2 separate regions of the Homo sapiens genome follow, and region 2 is linked to region 1. The links are chromatin loops, found by intact Hi-C in ENCODE. Cell type or tissue: ovary. All regions are shown on one strand. Each heading gives the region's core, and the rest is flanking DNA. Links, peaks and the distances in the headings are about the cores only. Region 1 overlaps LINC01839 (long intergenic non-protein coding RNA 1839). Region 2 overlaps LINC02054 (long intergenic non-protein coding RNA 2054).

The links. A loop is a pair of places that touch in the nucleus more often than their neighbours do. Peaks named below come from ENCODE experiments on the same cell type or tissue, not always from the same donor. Only the 100,000 strongest peaks of a DNase experiment are listed, where the experiment ranks them.
Region 2: it touches region 1 in a loop (2.2-fold over the local background); 55 of 110 quality-filtered maps call a loop at or near these places.

The regions. Positions count from the first base shown.
Region 1 is chr3:184,541,276-184,547,763 of GRCh38, reverse strand. The region is part of intron 6 of LINC01839 (long intergenic non-protein coding RNA 1839); the gene reads right to left. LINC01840 (long intergenic non-protein coding RNA 1840) reads left to right here. Exons shown (of 2, transcript NR_046593.1): 2 at 587-1,050. Among named protein-coding and RNA genes, the nearest start is that of LINC01840, 12 kb to the left of the region's middle. In ovary, for the core only: a CTCF peak has its summit at 3,605 (motif pointing right); a DNase peak (open chromatin) is centred at 3,603.
Region 2 is chr3:184,414,419-184,420,906 of GRCh38, reverse strand. All of the region lies in intron 1 of LINC02054 (long intergenic non-protein coding RNA 2054), which reads right to left. Among named protein-coding and RNA genes, the nearest start is that of LINC02054, 16 kb to the right of the region's middle. RefSeq lists an enhancer at 4,127-4,628. In ovary, for the core only: a CTCF peak has its summit at 2,874 (motif pointing left); a DNase peak (open chromatin) is centred at 2,876.

The sequences.
Region 1 (6,488 bases), core at 2,212-4,711:
GTTTCATCATGGCCGGCTGGTCTTGAACTCCTGACCTCAGGTGATCCGCCCACCTTGGCCTCCCAGAGTGCTGGGATTACAGGCATGAGCCACAGTGCCCGGCCAATAGTTTCCTTTTTCACTTGGGCAGTGGATATGCAAGACTCATTCCAGGCTTTTGTATGAGCTAGGTCTGCATTCTAGTTCCAGTCCAGTCCTTCATTTCACATGGCCTTAGATAGACTATGTAACCGTTTCCTTCTCTGTAATGGGGGTACTCAGTTCCCATTTCATAGGGTGGCTGTAAAAATCCTTTCATGTTTTGTAAGGATTTATTTTGTTGCCTACATAAAGGTGTGATCTTGGCTCCTTCTGCAATAAACCCTGACAGCAGGTGCTCCGCAAAGGAAGACGACTGAGCGGGTGCCACAGCTGTACTGGTGGCCTGGTGTACTGGGGTGCAGCTAGGCCTGGTGTGACGTGACCATTTGCAAAGACACCCCCAGCCCCGCCCTGGTGTTTTATGGCCAGGTGCACTGCTCAAACTATTTCTCCTTGTTTCCCTTTCTCTCACTCCCTCCTTCTTTTTTCTCCTGCTCATTCACAGGACTAGAGAGGCAGATCCATGGCCACCAAGCTGTTAAGCGGCAAAACTGGGGATTCGAATCCTGGTGTCTCAGAGATGAAGCACTTCCCAACTAAGCCAGGGGCCCATGACTGTAGTCACCTAACTACCTGGGAATCTTTAAGAAACACCAAAGCCGCCGGGCGCGGTGGCTCACGCCTGTAATCCCAGCACTTTGGGAGGCCAAGGCAGGCAGATCACGAGGTCAGGAGATCGAGACCATGCTGGCTAACACGGTGAAACCCGTCTCTACTAAAAATACAAAAAATTAGCCAGGCGTGGTGGCGGGCGCCTGTAGTCTCAGCTACTCAGGAGGCTGAGGCAGGAGAATGGCGTGAACCCAGGAGGCGGACGGAGCTTGCTGTGAGCCGAGATTGTGCCACTGCACTCCAGCCTGGGGAACAGAGCGAGACTCTGTCTCAAAACAAAAAACAAACAAACAAACAACAACAACAACAAAAAACAAAGAAAAAAGAAACCCCAAAGCCTGGGCCCTGCCCTCACAATCTCTGGATACTCTGACCCCGTGGGTGTGGGAGTTTTCAGACCTCCCTGGGTAATGCTGATGCCCAGCCAGGGCTGAGCTCTCCTACACTCCAGTTCCTGCATGCTCTGCCCTTTGCAATACCCCGTTGTCCTCGTGGCGCTCCTGCTATGAATGAGCCAGCTCCCTCTAGTCTGTGAACTTCCTGACAGCAGAGTTCACGTTTTTCATCTTTATGTCCCCAACATGCAGCACAATCTCTGGCACACTTTTGGAAGAGTGCTTAGAACTCTGCAAGAGAGAGGAACTGAGACTGAGATGAGGAAGTTTCGGGGAGGCAGACAGACTTGGCCTGCCCAATACATGAAGTGTTGACCGAAAGGAAGGGCTGCCCACCATGTATTGAGCTCCCCACTGGAAGAAGTAATCAAGAAGAAGCAGAAGCTGATGCTTCCTAAGGGACTACTGCCTATGTTCAGATTCTATTTGTTTCTCTCCACCATCACCAAAGTGAGCATTTCCACCTCACAGTTCTTATTCCTAGAGGCACAGAGTCTCCTACAGGAAAGCAACAGGGAAATCTACTTCAGCCTCCAGCCAACCCTGTGCAGAAATCCCCTCAGCTGCAGCTCCATCCTCTCTGTAGTGGGGACCTTATTCCACATCGCGAAGTCAGCTTGGACAGCTCTGATGACTAGAAAATTCCTCCTTTCTTGGGTCAAGGTTCATGCTCTGCAACTCCTGTCATTTGGCCCTGGTTCTGCCCTCTGGAGTGGCATCATTCCTTCATCCCACTCATAGGGTTGCATAGGCTGCAGAAAGGACTTTGGATTTTATGTCAAGTGAAATGGGGGCCACATGAAGTATCATTAAACCAGGGGGCAGGGATGGCAACGTGATTTGATTTCTGATTTCAAAAGAACACTGTGGGCCAGGTGCGGTGGCTCCTACCTGTAATCCCAGCACTTTGAGAGGCTGAGGCGGGTGGATCACCTGAGGTCAGGTGTTCGAGACCAGCTTGGCCAACATGGTGAAACACCGTCTCTACTAAATACAAAAAATTATCTGGGTGTGGTGGCGGGCACCTGTAATCCCAGCTACTTGGGAGGCTGAGGCAGGAGAATCGCTTGAACCCAGGAGGCGGGGGTTGCAGTGAGCTGAGATTGCACCATTGCACTTCAGCCTGGGCAACAAGAGCAAGACTCTGTCTCAAAAAAGGAAAAAGAAAAGAAAAGAAACCCACTGTGTTACTGTGTGGAATCTGGATTACAGGGGAGTAACAGGAGAACCCAGCCGATGGGTTGGGAAGCTCCTGGAATCATTCAAACAAGAGATGATGGTAGCTTGGGCAGTGGTGCTAGCAGGGAAGATGGATTTGGGATGTGTTTTGGGTACAGAGCCAGCAAGACTTGCTGATGGATTGGATGTGCATATGCTAGTATTTGCCTAGTATAAGAGAATCTTGGCCTTATGTGTCATCTTTATTAACAAGAAATAGCTAAATTTAAAATATTCGTATTTTCGTATGCAGAGGATGGATAATTTAATCTATTCATGATTACTGAGATCGCTTTTGTTTTGATTTCTATCTCTGCGTTGTTGTTGCTTTTCTGGTTGTTATCTTTATTCTCATTCCTGATTTTCTAGATTTATTGTCTTGTTTCTTATCTCTTCCCCTATTTTCTTTTCCCCTTTTAAACAAGTTACTTGTAACATATCTGACATACAAGCATTCATGTCTTTCTTCCCTTTCTACATGGATAATAAGGGAATCTGTGGAGGCATTTCTGCCTGAAAAGAAGAGAAAGCAGAGGAGGAGGAGGAAGGGGAGAGGAGGAGGAGGGGGAGGAGGAAGAGAAGCAGAGGAGGAGGAGGAAGGGGAGAGGAGGAGGAGGGGGGAGGAGGAGGAGAGGGAGGAGGGGGGAACAGGAGGAGTAGGAGGAAGAGGAGTAGGAGGGGGAGGAGCAGGAGGGGGAGAAGGAGGAGGAGAAGGAGGAGGAGGGGGAGGAGGAGGAGTAGGAGGGGGAGGAGGAGGAGGGGGAGAAGGAGGAGGAGGGGAGGAGGAGTAGGAGGGGGAGGAGGAGGAGTAGGAGGGGGAGGAGTAGGAGGGGGAGAAGGAGGAGGAGGAGGGGGAGGAGGGGGAGGAGGAGGAGGGGGAGGAGGAGGAGGAGGGGGAGGAGGAAGAGGAGGAGGAGATGCTTCCTAAGGGGTCGCTGCCTATATTCAGGTTCCATTGGTTTCTCTCCACCATCACTGAAATGGGCATTTCCACCTCACAGTTCTTATTGCTAGAGGTACAGGAATAACTGTACCTCCGGACTCCCAACATCAGTCTCCTCCCCAGCCTGACCCCAGCCTCACCCTCACACAGCCTCAGCTCCCACTGAGCCCCACTCTCTGCAAGGCGGAGGGCTGACCAAAAGCGAAGAAGGCCAGGCGGTTGGATTCTCAGGGCCGGCTTACCTGTCAAGGACAAGCGGAACCTCAAACCTAGAGAAGTTCAGAGAAAATCCACCAGAGGGCACTGCAGCACTGCCCTGGAAAGAACATCCCGCGACCGCTTTTTCCCAATTAGCAAAGCACTACCGTATTGAGCACCCGTTAGCACAAAGCCCTGGGCGAGAGGCTGAGATGCAAAGATCAGGGCACAGGTGCTGCCCACTGCCACGTCGCGGGGGTGGGGGGGTGCTCAGAGCCCCTGGAGAGGGGTGAGAAGGTGGCACCCAGGCAGGGTGCCCTGCTTCTGGGGACTTTAATTATAGGACACACGCATACGTACAACCACACAACACATACATACACCAAGTAGACAACACACATATGAGCAACACCCACACTCACACCACACAAACAACACACACACACACACATACACACACCACACAAGCCACATACACACACCCTGCAGCCCTGGGCACCTGTGAGGGGCCAGCTGTGGGCAGACCCTGGGCCACAGAGGAGGTAGGGTAGAGACTCTGAGGAGAATGTGGAGCAGAGCATCGGTGAGTTTATAGCTTGAGAAAACAACCCCCATGGCCCCCAGACAATCCACACATCATTAGAGTTGCTGTAAAATAGCCCTATTAAAACGCACACATGTTAACCACATGCTACCCAAGGGTTATATGAACTCATCGATACCCACTCGCACATTAGCACAGATTTGCTGGGCGCTGAGGTTGGGGTGGGGAATCTTTTGCCAGAGGGTCACAGGGGAGGAGAATGCTAGCCAGCGTTTAAGGAGTGCTGATTGGGTGCAGACACTGTGCTGGTGGGGAGGGGTGCTTTCCTTCTCTTAATGCTCACAGACCACTGTGCTGTGGGCTAAAATATTATCCCCATTTGGGGCTGGGCATGGTGGCTCATGCCTGTAATACCAGCACTTTGGGAGGCCAAGGTGGGCAGATCACGAGGTCAGGAGTTCAAGACCAGCCTGACCAACGTGGTGAAACCCCGTTTCTACCAAAAATACAAAAATTAGCCAGGTGTGGTGGTGCGCGCCTGTAATTGCAGTTTCTTGGGAGGCTGAGGCAGGAGAATCGCTTGAACCTGGGAGGCGGAGGTTACAGTGAGCTGAGATCACATCACTACACTCCAGCCTGGGTGACAGAGTGAGACTCCATCTCCAAAAAAAAAAAAAAAAAAAAAAAAATTATCCCCATTTTACAGAGGAGGACACCAAGGCTCAGAGAAGTGAAGTGGCTTGCCCAGGATCACATAGCTAGTAGGTGGAGGAGCTGGGATTCTAACTCTGCCCCGAAGGAACTCACAGTTAGTTGGGGCAATGTATACAGAAAAAGACCCTAAACGACACAAGAGCATCTAACAAAGAGCAACTTCATTTTCTTTCTTCCTCCCCTTTCTTTCTCTTCTCCCTTTCTTTCCCTCCCTCCCTCCTTCCCTTCCTTCCTTCCTTCTTTCCTTCCTTCCTTCCCTTCTCTCTCTCCCCTCTCTGTCTCTCTCTCTCCCCCCTCCCCCCTTCTCCCATCTGTTTCTCTCTCTTTCTACCTCTCTCTCTCTCCCCTTGCCCTGTCTGTCTGTCTCTCTCGTCTGTCTCTCTCTCTCTCCCCGCCCCCCCCCCCCCCACCTCTGTCTCTCTCCCTCTCTCTCTCTTTCTCTCCTTCCAGGACTTAACATGCCCCATTTGCATTCACAAGAGCTTCCCCTGAGAAGGAAGTGGCAGCCCCTGCTCAGGCTGCCCTACCCTAATGACTCCAGGTAGCCTTGTGTCATCTACAGATGCAGCCTGTCGCCTGAAACCTCTGGCCCAGCAGATATTATGGTGCTGAAAGATCAATGGCGGGGAAAGACGCCTGTGGCGATTGTGCAGGCTCGGGTGGGAGACTCACAGCGAGCCCTCTGAGATCTCTAGCAAGGCCATGCCAGCTGCAGCGAGGACTACATGCCAAAAAATAAATTAAATAAAATAAGAAACTGCCACGGAGGACCAAGTGACTGTGCAACCAGAACTGCCCATTGTGAGCTGGGTCTCGTCGGTCCCATTGTGAGCTGGGTCTCGTCGTCCTCCCAAGCTGTAAGGCCAAGCAGGCTCAGCAGCAGCCCGTTGTAAGATGGAGGTGCGTCCTCCAGGATTGAAGTGAGTGGACAGCAAGCCGCAGGGCCCCCACCCCAGCTCATGCCCATGATTCTATGGGTTCCTGTCCAACCAGCCAAAGCGGGGAGGAAAAGCCTGAACTTGGGGTACAGATGGGTCAGCTCCACATGTATGTGCAAACTAAAAATGATGGCAGCCTCACTCAGGGGTGGATTGGAAAAAATTATTGGAAATCATTTTGGAATTTTCCAATAGTTTTGGAATTATTTTGGAATAATTTTCCAATAATTTTGGAAACTATTTCTCCAAAATTATTGGAGAAAATCCTCCAATAAATAGGCGGAGTTTCAGATGGTGCAGCTAATCATCCCCTTTGTGTGGAAAGAGAAGGGTCCCAAAGTTAAGATATGTACAACTCATGGGTAGTGGCTGATGGCTCAGCTGAGTGGTTGGAGGCTGGGACCTGAAGGAAAAAGGCTGGAAGATGAGGAGCAGCAGGTCTGGGCTGGAGGATGTGTCTGGACATTTGGGAGTGGGCCCAAGTGTGAAGGTCTTTGTAGCGCATGTTCACAGCTGCCAGAGAGCATCCACTGCGGACAGGCACTGAACAACCAACTAGACAAAATGACCTGGTCAACCTCCATCAGCCTTCCTTTGCCATTGGACAGCCCATTGCCGGCATGATGGGCACAGTGGCCACGGTGCAGAGATGGAGGCTACTCGAGACCCAGCAGCTTGATTCCTCCTCACCAAGCCCCATCTAGGTGGATCTAGATACTTCCCTTAAATTCCAACCTGCTCGGATGCCAGTGAAGACAGGGCGCCTTGTAAGAGTCACCAGCAGG
Region 2 (6,488 bases), core at 1,855-4,354, 130 kb after region 1:
GACAGAGCAAGACATCGTCTCAAAAAAACAAAAAAAAAAAAAGCAAAAATTAGCCAGGCCTGTCCCAGCCACTCAGGAGGCCAAGGCATGAGAATTGCTTGAACTCGGGAGGCAGAGGTTGCAGTGAGCCGAGATCACAAAACTGCACACCAGCCTGGGTGACAGAGACTCGGTCTCAAAAATAAATAAATAAAAAATAAAGGAGTTTCTGTTGTAGTCAACACTCATTTAAATTTATCAACATGTTTTATCTATTTCTATGCTTAACAGTGTTTCATGTGCTCTCCCCTTTTTTTCTGGTTCATTTTTCTTCCTGAAGTGTATAACCTATAATAATTCTTTAAATGAGGGGCTGCACTTTACATGTATCGAAACGCCCCTTTTGTCTTAAATTTCCACTGTAAGTTAGCTGGGCATAAAAATCCAATTGGCACTTTGAAGATACTACCCCCTCATCCCCAGCCTCAGTCTTTGCTGAGGTCCAGAAATTACTTTTTAAGTAATCTGTCTTTTTCTCAGGTCCATGGTAAGGTTTTATTCTCTTTGCCCTTGATGTTCTGCAATTTCCCCAAGGAAATTTCTCAGCTACTATTTCCTCATGTATTTTTCACTGCCATTCCCTTTATTCTCTTCCTCTGAAACTCCTATTAGACATACATAGCCCTTCATGCAAGCTGTCCTTCATATCTCATAACTGCTTTTATATTTTTTAATCTTTGTGTATTGTATTCATGTTAATTCCTAAGTAATGTCTTCTAACTCAATAATTCTCTTTTTGCATCATTTATTCTGTCTACTGAGCTTTCTTTTAATGAACAAACTTTCTATTTCTAAGATTTCTAATTGATTCTTTTCACATCTACTTGTTCTAGTTTCATTTTGATCTGCCTTCATTTATGTCTTGTTAATTTCCAATGGATATTAAGCCTTCATTTGCCATTTTTGGCATCCTAAACATTTTTAATTCTTTGTAAGACTTTCACAAAATTAATTTAATCTGCAGTGAACTCATATTCCACATGGTGATTCTGTTGACTGCTTTTCTTTCTTGCTTTTTTTTTTTTCTAAAGATGGGATTTCACTATGTTGGCCAGGCTGGTCTTGAACTCCTGACCCCAGGTGATCCTCCCACCTTCACCTCCCAAAGTGCTGGGATTACAGGCACGAGCCACCACGCCCGGCCTTGTTGACTGTTTTTCTTACCATTGTTTCTCATCTATTTTGGCTTACAACTTTACAGTGAGTTGGAGGGTTTTCCACCTTGTTTTTACATCTGTTTTTCACTCTGTCTCTAACTATCCTGAGCTAGGACCTCAGGCCCAGTTGAGGTCTTACAATAGCATTGCAGGGCTCTACTCTGTTGTGGCATGAGGACACCACAGCTACAAGCACGTAGCCAGAGGGTGGCTTGGCTCAGCATCTAGTCAAGAGTCTGTCCTCATCTTCCCACAACTCAAGCCCCAAGCTATTTGTGGACAGCTGGCTTCCTCACTCCATCCCCGCCACCCCCGATTCTTTTCACAAGCAGAGGGAACCTTCCCCGAGCCCTGGCTTCCAGACACCTGGCTGTTGGCCCCTTTGTAGCATGGAGCACTTTAACTCCCTTACCAGGAGCTCTGTGTCTGGCAGCTACTGCTGTTTCCAGACCCCGAGGCCAGCAGGCCCCTGGCCCCAGTCACCAATTTGCATTTCTGATCTGCTTGTGGTACACAGAGATAGCCATTTTGGTTGGGGCCCAACTATGTCCTTTTGTTTATCATTTTTTCTATTTTATTCCTGATTGCTGTGTGTTTGGAACAGAGAGAGGAGGCCACAGCGTGAGCCCACTCTGCCGTCTTGGCTGGAAGTCCAGCACTGAATTGTGAGGCTGCCGTACCTGTAGAAAGTCCCATGTCTGCTTTCATTCAGGTAAAAGAGGAGAGATGGTTTCATTAAAATCCAATAGGCATTTTTTTTTTTTAAAGATGGAGTCTCACTCTGTTGCCCATGCTGGAGTGCAGTGGTGGGATCTTGGCTCACTGCAGCCTCCATCTCCCAGGTTCAAGCGATTCTCCTGCCTCAGCCTCCCAAGTAGCTGTGACGACAGGCATGCGCCACTACACCTGGCTAAGTTTTGTATTTTTAGTAGAGACAGGGTCTCACCATGTTGGCCACGCTGGTCTTGAATTCCTGACCTCAAATGATTTGCCCACCTTGGCCTCCCAAAGTGCTGAGATTACAGGTGTGAGCCACTGTCCCCAGCCCACTCAGGGGCTTTTATGCTTCACTATGAATTTCCTCTCAGGATAACAGACTGAGCCCGTGTGTTCCCCAGTCACACACACACACACACACACACACACACACACACACACGCTGAGGGTTATTCTTTGAAAGGGGAGGCCACGTCTGGGGGCGGTGGCTCACGCCTGTAATCTCAGCACTTCGGGAGGCCGAGGTGGGTGGATCACCTGAGGTCAGCAGTTCAAGACCAGCCTGGCCAACATGGTGAAACCCCGTCTCTACTAAAAATACAAAAATTAGCTGGGCGTGGTGGCGCATGCCTGTAATCCCAGCTACTTGGGAGGCTGAGGCAGGAGAATCGCTTGAACCTGGGAGGCAGAGGTTGCAGTGAGCCGAGACTGTGCCATTGCACTCTAGCCTGGGCAACAGAGTGAGACTCCATCTCAAAAAAAAAAAAAAAAAGAAAAAGAAAGAAAGAAAGAAAAGAAAGGGGCAGCCACGGGATGCAGACAAGGCCTGATCGCCACCACTCCTCCCTCCTCAGAGCAGAGCTGGGCCTGTGGGTAACCATGGGTAGCAGCTGGTGCTGGGTACCACGGAAGGCACGTGTGGGGTGAGGCTCCCCTTCAAACCGTTCCCAGGGGAGCGCCTCCCCCTGGTGGCCATCAGAGGAAGCAGCGGTGCTCTCTGCCAAGGACAAGGCCGCAAGGAGTGAAGATTTTCCACACACAGCCAATCGTGCAGACCTGGGACCTGTGGTCATGACACCGGCAGCCTAAAGGTCCTACTTAAATAGGGCCCAGGGCAGAATTCTGTCTATGATCTCCCCTGCTGTGCCGGGACACAGCCCACTCTGCTCAGGACTGTGTAGAGGCGGCTCCCTCCTGCCTGGCCCTTCTGAGCCTCAGAACATTGACTCCAGAGACCACTGGGTCCATAGATTCTTTGGATGGATTTTTAAACTTGAATGTCCAGACCCTTCTTGAGGCCACACAGAGGACTGAGGGAGGGCAGTCTGTGTAGGGGTCCAGGACATGGGTTTGAGGATTAGATAGACCTGAGTCCAAATCCCACTTGCCACTTGTTAGCTGTGTATCTCTAGGCAAGTTACTTAACCTCTTTGTGCCTCTGTTTCTTCATCTGTAAAATAAAGATAATAGTTGTATATACCTTAAGGGGTTGCTGTGAGAATAGAGCCAGATAACCAGGTCCCTCCTCCCTCTCCGCCCCCCGCCCATGGCCCCTGTTTTGGAGGTGCCTGGGCTCTTACTGCCTCTTCCTCTGCCCTTCCTGGAAACTGCGGGCTTCCATCAGCCTCCTCTGGGCCTTGGGCGACAGGGATGGGGGTCTTTTTTTTTTTTTTTTTTTTTTTTTGAGACAGAGTCAGTCTGTCACCCAAGCTGGAATGTGGTGGTGCGATCTTGGCTTGCTGCAATCTCTGCCTCCTGGGTTCAAGTGATTCTCCCGTCTCAGCCTCCAGAGTGGCTGGGACTACAGGCGTGTGCCACTATGCCTGGCTAATTTTTGTATTTTTAGTAAAGGTGGGATTTCACCATGTTGGCCAAGCTGGTCTCAAACTCCTGACCTCAGGTGATCCGCCCGCCTTGGCCTCCCAAAGTGCTGGGATTACATGCGTGAGCCACCGCTCCTGGTTGGGGGCATTTTTTGAGGAGGAGCCAGGCCCAGATGGAGTCACACTGCAGAGGCCTCACATGGGGGCCAAAGTCCTCAGGCCCTGAAGGTGTCCCAGAGAATCACAAACTCACAAACATACCCTCTGGCTGCTGGGGCCTGGGCTTCTCCTGTTTAATGATTTCCCACCCAGTGGCCCACAGGTCCTATACTCTCAGGGAACACACACAGAATTCTGGAGCCCCTGCCAGAGGCACAGTTCAAACACAGCAGAGCTGGGCCTGCAGCTGGTCTGTCAGTCACACTAAAGTTATGGCGCACCTGCTCTGTATTTAGCACTGGGGCTTCTAAGGGAAGGGATGTGTCTCTGCCTTCAAGGCATTCGCAGCACAGTGGGGAGACTGGCTGCAGAGCCCCCTGACATGACTCACAGGAGCCGCTCTAGTGAGACTCTGCAGGCACAGCCCGGGCCCAGATCAGGGTCCGCCCAGGAGAGTCAGGGACGGCACCCAGAAGAGGGGCTTCTGGCTGGGCACTTGAATGTGGAGTAAGAATTTGCCAGGCAGACAGACTTGATCGATTCATTCGATACGTTTTCATTCGACACCTGCCACCCTCCCTGCAGCTGCTGTTCTATGCACTAAGGATTCAGTGGTGAAGAAGAGTAAAGCAGTTCTTGCTGTCCAGACCTTGGCCTGGCACTCACTGCAGGCCCATGGTGCTCTCCTGTTGAACATAAACAGTTTCACAGAACATCAACATCAGACAAGGCCACTCTGTGGCTGTGATGGAACTAGACAGAAACAAGCCCAAACCCTACAAGTTCTTTCTGACACCCCCTCACTGATACGCCCACAGTGCCCCATGGCGTGCGTTCCCCTTCACTGCAACCAGCCATAAACCCCAAGTGCTCCACTATAGGTGGGATCCTGGTGGTCTTCGGGTGGAGGGCAATTGACAGTGATGGCTGAGAGGTAGGATTTGAGTGGAAATGTGGAGATTGAATGAAATGAAGGGCAAGCCATGCGGAAACGTCAGGGCGGAACATTCCAGGCAGACGGAACAGTCATCGTAAAGGCTCTGAGGATGGAATATGACAGGCAGATTTGAAACCTGCAAATATGCCAACCTAGCTGGAGCAGAAAAGGCAGAGCAGGTATTCCAGGCAGAGGGAAAAGACTGTGAAAACCTAATGTGAAGGAAAGTAGGCCCCTGCTGACACGTATGGGTAGTTCTGTGCAGTTGAAATAGAAAGTTAGGCCAGGCTCGGTGGCTCACGCATATAATCCCAGCACTTTGGGAGGCCAAGGCAGGCAGATCACCTGAGGTCAGGAACTCGAGAGCAGCCTGACCTATATGGTAAAACCCCGTCTCTACTAAAAACACAAAAATTAGCTGGGCATGGTGGCAGGCGCCTGTAGTCCCAGCTACTCGGGAGGCTGAGACAGGAGAATTGCTTGAACCCAGGGGGCGGAGGTTGCAGTGAGCCAAGATAGTGCCACAGCACTCCAGCCTGGGTGACAGAGAGAGACTCCCATCTCAAAAAAAAAAAAGAAAAAAAAAAAAGAAAGCTAATGTCATTTGTTTTGGAGAAGAAGGATGAGTACACAGGAAATATGCAATTAAGAGCCTTCATTGCCTCTCCTCAGAGATTCTTAGCAAAATCACCAAGAACCCAAATGCTCTGCCGGAGCCACCCATGATGGCATTTTCCTTTGATGTGGTAATAGAGTAAGCTGATCAATAGCCTCGGTAGTGAGGCCTACCGAAGGGAAATGCACTTGTTCGGGACAATTCCTTCATGTTATCACTAAGAGGGAAGAGAAAACAGATGGCAGTGCTCCTCACTTTCGGGTGACCCTGCCAGCCCACCCCACGGTTTTGCGTCTTCATGATCCATCTAGGGGAAAGCCTGCCCCTTTGGTTTAGGTCTAATAGGATTACCTAGGCCAAGTATCTGTGTGGTCCGATGTGATTTAGTAGTGAGAGAGATTGAATACATTTCATCACCAGCTGCAATTTATGCCCCGGAAAGAATACAAAAAAGAGTCTGCCTTCTAGTTGCTGGCAACATAAACTGGAAATTCCCTGCAGAGGCTCAAGGCTGCAGGTGTGAAGGAAGACACACACACACACACACACATATACACATACACCACACGCACATACATATACCCACACACCACACACACACATACATATACCCACACACCACACACACGCCACACACACACATATACACACACACCACACACACATACATATACCCACACACCACACACACACATACATATACCCACACACCACACACACGCCACACACACATACACACATGTGCGCCACAAACACACATGCCACACACACCACACACATACACACGTCACACACATACACACACACGCCACACACACACACATATACCACAAGCCACACACACACTCATGCCACACACACCACACACATGCCACACATACACGCGCGTGCCACAAACACACACTCACCACACACACCCCACACACACATACACGCCACACACACACATATACACACACATGCCACACACACACACACACACACACACACACACCCCACACCGGCATTGAGCTTTAACCCAAACCAAACCCAGTCATCTC